Linked DNA regions of Homo sapiens: region 2 is linked to region 1. A link is an interaction called in ENCODE POLR2A ChIA-PET data of the cell type or tissue named here. Cell type or tissue: GM12878. All regions are shown on one strand.

The links. ChIA-PET counts read pairs that join two places held together with the same protein. Peaks named below come from ENCODE experiments on the same cell type or tissue, not always from the same donor. Only the 100,000 strongest peaks of a DNase experiment are listed, where the experiment ranks them.
Region 2: POLR2A ChIA-PET joins it to region 1 with 5 read pairs; 13 of 35 experiments call an interaction of 5 or more read pairs at or near these places.

The regions. Positions count from the first base shown.
Region 1 is chr15:65,810,990-65,814,989 of GRCh38, reverse strand. All of the region lies in intron 1 of LOC105370866 (a long non-coding RNA gene), which reads right to left. Among named protein-coding and RNA genes, the nearest start is that of DENND4A, 21 kb to the right of the region's middle. In GM12878, no CTCF peak of the experiment used is centred here; no DNase peak of the experiment used is centred here; H3K27ac peaks cover 1,804 bases.
Region 2 is chr15:65,759,399-65,763,398 of GRCh38, reverse strand. It overlaps DENND4A (DENN domain containing 4A), which reads left to right. Exons shown (of 33, transcript NM_001320835.1): 2 at 1,961-2,039. Among named protein-coding and RNA genes, the nearest start is that of DENND4A, 31 kb to the left of the region's middle. In GM12878, no CTCF peak of the experiment used is centred here; a DNase peak (open chromatin) is centred at 2,000; H3K4me3 peaks cover 1,372 bases; H3K27ac peaks cover 2,851 bases.

The DNA of each region.
Region 1 (4,000 bases):
TACTCCAGAGGCTGAGGCAGGAGAATCCCTTGAACCCAGGAGGTGGAGGGTGCAGTGAGCTGATATCGCTCCACCGCTCTCCAGCCTACGTGACAGAGTGAGACTCCGTCTCAAAAAAAAAAAAAAAAGATTGTTGGCACATCCTATGCAATGTATCTAAATTGAATAATGGTACCAGATAAAATTATAGATGGGAATGAAGTTTGTGTGTCATCCATTATCATGTGTAATCAATAAACGATTTAATTCTCTTGACAAAAAAAAAAAGAAGAAAGAAAATACCTATTTAAGGCTGACATGGTGGCTCACTCCTTTAATCACAGTACTATGGGAGGCCAAGGCAAGAGGATTGCTTGAGCCCAGGAGTTCCAGACCATCCTGGGCAACATGGTGAAACCCCATCTCTACCAAAAATACAAAAATTAGCCAGGTGTGGTGGCACACGCCTGTAGTCCCAGCTACTTGGGGTGCTGAGGTGGGAGGAACGCTTGAGCCCAAGGAGGTCGAGGGTGCACTCCAGTCTGGGTGACAGAGTGAGAACCTGTCTCAAAAAAAAAAAAAAAAAAAAAAGGAACAGAAAATACCTATTTAAAACAGGAAACTATAGAAAATAGCCTAATAGTTTTAAAAAATAGAACTTCTAGAAATGAAATGAATAAAATAATGGACAAGTTTAACCTCAGATTACATACAAGTGAACAGAAAAATAAACGAACTGAATGATATGACAATAGAAAATTATCCAGCCTTCAGTAAAGAAAGACAAGAAGAAGGGAAACATGAAAGAGCAGTAAATAGATATGGAGGATAAATTAAGACAATCTAACATGTATTGATAAATTTGGAGTTCTGGAGGGCAAGGAGAGAGAAAATGGTAAAGAAGTAATTTTTTTTTTTTTTAAGTTAAGTTCTTGCTCTGCTGCTCAGGCTGGAGTGCAGTGGCACAACCATGGCTCACTGCAGCCTTGAACTCCTGGGCTCAAGCGATCCTCCCACCTCAGCCTCCCGAGTAGCTGGGACCACAGGCATGTGCCAACATGCCTAGCTAATTAAAACATTTATTTTCTGTAGAGACGGGGCCTCACTATGTTACCCAGGTTCCTCTTGAGCTCCTGGGCTCAAGTCATTCTACTGCCTTGGCCTCCCAAACTGTTGGGATTATAGGTGTGAGCCACCATGCCTGGCCAAAAGGGTAATATTTGAAGAGACAGTAGCTAAGAAATTTTTAGGACCAATCTGTTTAAAAACACAGATTTAAGAAGTCCACTGAATTTCAACCAGGATTGAAAAAAAAAGTATTTTCAGTTAAACACAACATAGTGAAACAACAGCATACCAGAGACAAATGATCTCAGAAGCTGATTGACTGCTGACTTCACAAGAGAAAAAAATAAGTGCGAACTTAGAATTTTACCCCTCAAAAAATAGCTTTTGGCCAGGCACAGTGGCTCATGCCTGTAATCCTAGCACTTTGGGAGGCCGAGGTGGGTGAATCACTTGAGGTCAGGAGTTTAAGACCAAACTGGCCAACATGGTGAAACTCTGCCTCTACTAAAAATACAAAAATTAGCCAGGTGTGGTGGCGTGCACCTATAATCCCAGCTACTCGGGAGTTTGAGGTGCGAGAATTGCTTGAACCCGGGAGGCGGAGGCTGCAGTGAGCCAAGATTGAGCCACTGCACTCCAGCCTAGCCCACAGAGCAAGAATCCATCTCAAAAAAAGAATAAATAAATAAATAAATAAAAAGTTCAAAAAGGAAGATGAAAAACAGGCATTTAAGGCAAATTAAGTGAGAGATTTTGCTTCCACAATATTCATAAAAGGAAGTTCTAAAGAATGTACTTAAGAAACTGATCCTGGCTGGGTGTAGTGACTCCCTTGACTCACGGAGTTTGAGGCTGCAGTGAGTCCTGATGACACCACTGTACTCCAGCCTGGGCAAGAGAGTGAGACCTTTATTTCAAAAAAAAAACAAGCAGGATTTAAAAGGTCTGGGGGAAGGCCTAACAATTTATATTTATAACAAGCTCCCAGCTTGATACTAATTATTTAAGACCATGCTTTTTCTTTTCATTTTTCTTTTTTTTTTTTTTTTTTTTTTTAGACAGGGTCTCACTCTATCGCCCCGACTGGAGTGCAATGGTATGATCACAGCTCACTGCAGCCTTGAACTCCCAGGCTCAAGTGATTCTCCTGCCTCAGCCTTCCAAGTAGCTGGGACTACAGGCATGTGCCATCATGCTGGGTTAATTTTTTGTTTTATTTTTTGTAGAGATGAGGTCTCACTGTGTTGCCCAGGCTGGTATTGAACTCTTGTGCTCAAAGGATCCTCCCACCTCAGCCCCACAAAGTGTTGAGATTATAGGTGTGAGCCACCGTCCCGGGCCTAAAACCACACTTTAAATAGCACTGTTGATGAGCCATGAAAAGAAAGCAAAAACTGAGTATAAATTGCAAACTAGTAGAGGAGGAAAAGTTGAAATGAAAAAGAAAATAATTCAAAAGAAAGCAAAGAAGGAAAGTAAACTAGAACAGAAGGAACATGCAGAAAGCACAAAATAGGATGATGGTAGCTGGGCGCGATGGCTCATGCCTGTAATCCCAGCACTTTGGGAGGCCGAGGCGGGCAGATCACGAGGTCAGGAGATCGAGACCATCCTGGCTAACACGGTGAAACCCCATCTCTACTAAAAATACAAAAAATTAGCCGGGCGAGGTGGCTGGCGCCTGTAGTCCCAGCTACTTGGGAGGCTGAGGCAGGAGAATGGCCTGAATCTGGGAGGCAGAACTTGCAGTGAGCCGAGATAGCGCCACTGCACTCTGGCCTGGGCGACAGAACAAGCATCTGTCCAAAAAAAAAAAAAAAAAAAAAATAGGATGATAGTTACAAATTCAAATATATCAGCAATTACATTAAATATAAAAGAATTAAATTATCCAATTAAAAGACAAAGACTGATACAAAAAATAAACTCAAAATGCATCATAGACTCAAATAAAACTTTTAGAATAAAATATAGGAAAAATATATATGCAACTTTGGGTTAGGCAAAGAGTTATTAGATAGAATATCAAAAACATGATCCATAGAAGCAAAGCTGACAATTTGGATTTCATCAAAACAAAAATTTTGTATTATGCCTGTAATCCCAGCACTTTGGGAGGCCGAGGCAGGTGGATCATTGAGGTCAGGAGTTCAAGACCAGCTTAGTCAACATGGTGAAATCCCGTTTCTACTAAAAATACAAAAATTAGCTGGGCATGGTGGCACATGCCTGTAGTCCCAGATACTTGGGAGGCTGAGGCGGGAGAATGGGTTGAATCTGGGAGGCAGAGGTTACAGTGAGCCAAGATTGAGCCATTGTGCTCCAGCTTGGGTGACAGAGCGAGACTTCATCTCAAAAAAAAAAAAAAAAAAAAAAAAAAGACACTCTTAAGAGAATGAAAAGACAACTCATACAGAGAGAGAAAATATTTCTCCTTCTCTGTCTTCTCTGTCTTGCAGATATGCAAATCACATAACTGACATTTGACTTGTGTCCAGAATATATAAAGAACTCCCAAAACTTGACAATAAGAAAACAAACAGCCCAGTAAAATAATGGACAAAAGACTTGAGTAGACATTTAACCAAAGAAGAGGCATGGCTGAAAAACAGACACATGAAAAGTTGTTTAACAACATTAGTCATTAGAGAAATGCAAATTAAAACCACAAAAAATACTACTACACAACTGTCAGAATAACTAAAATAAACAATCTGACAATTCCAAGCACTTGTGAAAATAGGGAGCTACTGGTTTCTCTCATACATTGATAATAGCAATGGATAGTGATACAGACACTCTAGAAAACAGTTGGGCAGTTTTTTGTTTTGTTTTTTCTTTTTTCTTTTTGAAACAGTCTTGCTCTGTCACCCAGGCTGGAATACAGTGGCGTGATCTCAGCTCACTGCAACCTCCACCTCCCGGTTCAAGTGATTCTCCTGTCTCAGCCTCC
Region 2 (4,000 bases), 52 kb after region 1:
AATTCTTGACTCAGTTTATGCCCTTACCCCCTTCTCTTCCACTTCTCACAGACACACACATGTCAAGGACCTAACCAAGTTAGATGAATCTTGTGTCTGGGTGTAGCTGCTCCTGTTTCCTGGTTGTTAGTAGATATTCCATGTTGGTTAAAGCTGTGGTTTCTTCCTCTTGAGGTGCTTATGATTTCTGTGCTTGTTTCCCCGCAGAAGCTATTGACTCTTACTGAACTTCATTTTGTGTGTGCATGTGTCCAGTGTTAAAGCTAACCTATAGTGCTTGGTACAATACAGTTGGTCTGGCTCTACTCTTAAGACTTTGTCGGTGGCATCATCTTTCCATCTAGTGTTTAAAATGACTCATAATTACAAGTTACTAAATTACTTAATTTAAAAAAATAAGATACTGGCATATTGAATTCTGTAATATGACATTGCTTATTCTCTTGTTCAGAAGAATTTGGTTCCTTGGTGAGATTTGATATAAATGATTCTATGTAAGTACATTTGCCCCTTGGTATCCTCCATGGATTAGTTCCAGGATACCCCCAACCTCCACCCGATGGATACCAAAATCCACATATACTTAAGCCCCTTACGTAAAATGGTGTGGTATTTGCACATAATCTACACACATCCTCCTGTATACTTTAAATCACCTCTAGATTATCTATAATACCTAATTCAATTAAATGCTATATAAAGTTATACCGAATTATTTTGTTAAATTTGTATTACATTTTTTGTTGTATCATTCATTCATTCATTCATTGGAGATAGAGCTTTACTCTGTTACCCAGGCTGGAGCACAGTGGTGTGATCAGGGCTCACTGCAGCCTCAGCTTCCTGGGCTCAAGTGATTCTCGTGCCTCAGTCTCCTGAGTAGCTGAGACTACAGGCACGTGCCACCCTGCCTGGCACTAACTTTCTTCTTTTTTTTTTAGAGATGGGGGCCTCACTATATTGCCCAGGCTGGCTTTGAACTCTTGGGCTTAAGCAATCCTCCTGCCTTGGCCTCTCAAAGTGCTGGGATTACAGACGTGAGCCACTGAGCCCAGTCTGTTATTTTTATTGTTTTTGAAAAACATCTTTTCAGGCCATGTGCGGTGGCTCACGCCTGTAATCCCAGCACTTTGGGAGGCCGAGGCAGGCAGCTCACCTGAGGTTGGGAGTTCGAGACCAGGCTGACCAATATGGAGAAACCTGGTCTCTACTGAAAATACAAAATTAGCTGGGCATGGTGGCACATGCCTGTAATCCCGGCTACTCGGGAGGCTGAGGCAGGAGAATCTCTTGAACCCAGGAGGTGGAGGTTGCGGTGAGCCGAGATCGAGCCACTGCACTCCAGCCTGGGCAACAAGAGCGAAACTCTTGTCTCAAAAACAACAACAATAACAACAACAAAAAACATCTTTTCAATCCATGGTATGGATGTGGAACTCATGGATACAGAAGGCTGACTGTAGTATCTTTGAAATTTGTAATAAAGGGAAAGTACTTTTGGGTATTGACTTCTTTGAAACTTTTTTTTATATGGAAGTTACTTGAGTCTATATTTGAATTATGTTAAATGTATACATTTTTCCCCTGTGAATGAGGCTCTGTACAGTGCCCCAGAAATAGTCATGTTGTTCTTTCTCACACTCTTTGCCCTGTACACATTTCCTCTTTTGTACCCTTATTTATTCTTCTTGCTTTCTTTTTTTCCCCCTTATCTGCTAGTTTTTTCTTTTTTTTTCTCATTGCCTCTCTTCAGCATGTTTTGTTTTTAAAGTATGTATTTATTCTTTACTGAAATCTTGTTTTTAAAAATTGCTTATTGGCTCTTAACCACAAGAAAACAATAAATGCAATCAGTTTAGTAATTATCACTGTTAACAGAACTTTAAGTATCCACAGGCATATTGGGGGAAATATTTGATTGGAATGAATTTAAGTCCAATTCTTACTGTTTTCAATACAGTTATTTCTCAAACTCTGAGGCTGCGGAGTTCACACATTGAAATCTGTCATCTTTTTCAGAGAGAAACTTTCGGTAATGTGTAAGTAGTTTTTGGCTTTCATTTTGATTTGTTTCAGTTAGCTATTTCCTGTGTTAAACACAGTGAAACCTTAGTTTTCCAGAAGTCTTAATAATTTGGAATATATTCTCCATGTAATAATTATGGGTAACAAATGATACAAAATAATTCATTGAAAGATGTCTCAGGATGTGCCTTGGATCACAATTAATTCAACACCATTTATTAGAGACAAAATCTTCAATGTGAAGTATACGGTTCCCTTTTAGTAGTTATTTCCTGCGTTCTATTGTGAATGAGTTCAAATTATTAAATTTTGTGAAAAATACCCAAAAGAACTAATGAAAAGGAATTTTATGAATAAATTTATCTCAAATATTTACTTATAATAGCTAGTTATTTCCAAGGATAAGGTGGTAGTTCTCAAAAAAACTTATTAAATATATGTTTTCATGATAGTACTATATCTCTTCTGTTTCCGCTTTTTTTTTGAGACAGAGCCTCCCTCTGTTGCCCAGGCTGGAGTGCAGTGGCGTTGATCTTGGCCCATTGCAACCTCTGCCTACAGCGTTCAGGTGATTCTTGTTCCTCAGCCTCTCAAGTAGCTGGGATCATAGGCATGCACCATCATGCCTGGCTAATTTTTGTATTTTTGGTAGAAACGAGGTTTCACCATGTTGGCCAGGCTGGTCTTGAACTCCTGACCTCAAGTGATCTGCCCATCTCGGCCTCCAAAAGTGCTGGGATTATAGGCATGAGCCACTCTGCCCGGCCTCTTACCCTTCTTTCTACGTAGCAAGACATAAAACTATTTTATGCAATAGTGACTATCTGCTTTAGTTTGCCTGCTTTAGTTTGTTTATTTATTTATTTATTTATTATTTTGTGACAGAGTCTCACTCTTGCCCAGGCTGGAGTGCAGTGGCATGATCTCAGCTCACTGCAACCTCCGCCTCCCAGGTTCAAGCAATTCCCCTGCCTCAGCCTCCTGAGTAGCTGGGATTACAGGCGTGCGCCACCATGCCCCGCTAATTTTTTGTATTTTAAGTAGAGACGGGGTTTCACCGTGTTAGCCAGCCTGGTCTCGAACTCCTAACCTCAAGTGATCTGCCCGCCTTGGCCTTCCAAAGTGCTGGGATTACAGGCATGAGCCACCACGCCTGGCCATGCTTTAGTTTAAATAACATAAAGTTAGCATCTAGGAAAAAGGAGGATGTTTTAGTTTCTTCATTATGATGGAATGAAAATACTTTACCAGAGTAATTTTTAAGGTTATGTGTATTTAGAGCTTATAATATAAAATTCATGTACACACGAAAGCACATAAATAAAGGCTGATATAACCTTTGACCTAATAATTCTATTTCAACAAATGTATCCTGAAGAAATACTAGAGTTGTGTCCAGAGGTTTATCAAGATTATTCATTGTACCCTTTAAAAAAAATTAGCAAAATAAGTAGAAGTAATAAATGATCTACAGTAAGCACATAGGTCAAAAATGGTATATCCATAAAATAAAATACTATGCAGCCCTTTAAAAATTGTTTTCAAAGACTAATGAACTGGAGAAAAAAAGTTAAACACAAAAGTCCTTTTGTTATTCTGCAACTTTCTTAAATAAATAGATGGTCAATTGGGTAAAACTGCTCTTTTTTTGGAGCACTTGTTATATGCAACGAGCTGAGGGTGATAAGTCAGCATTTAACAGTCTTCTCAGAACAGATTGTTAGCACTTTCTTTTTAAGTGTCCATCTAGGAGGCATTTCTGAAAAGGTTAAGCCCTTTATTATATGTAGAAATCCTATATGTAAGGAAATTGCTGCATAGGCGCCATTAGTATGTAAATAAAACAAGTAGAAACATTTAATCTTCTTTAGTCCCATTTTTTTTCCTTTTTTTTTCCAGATGGAGTCTCGCTCGGTCGCCCAGGCTGGAGTGCAGTGGCGCGATCTTGTCTCACTGCAACCTCCGCCTCCTGGGT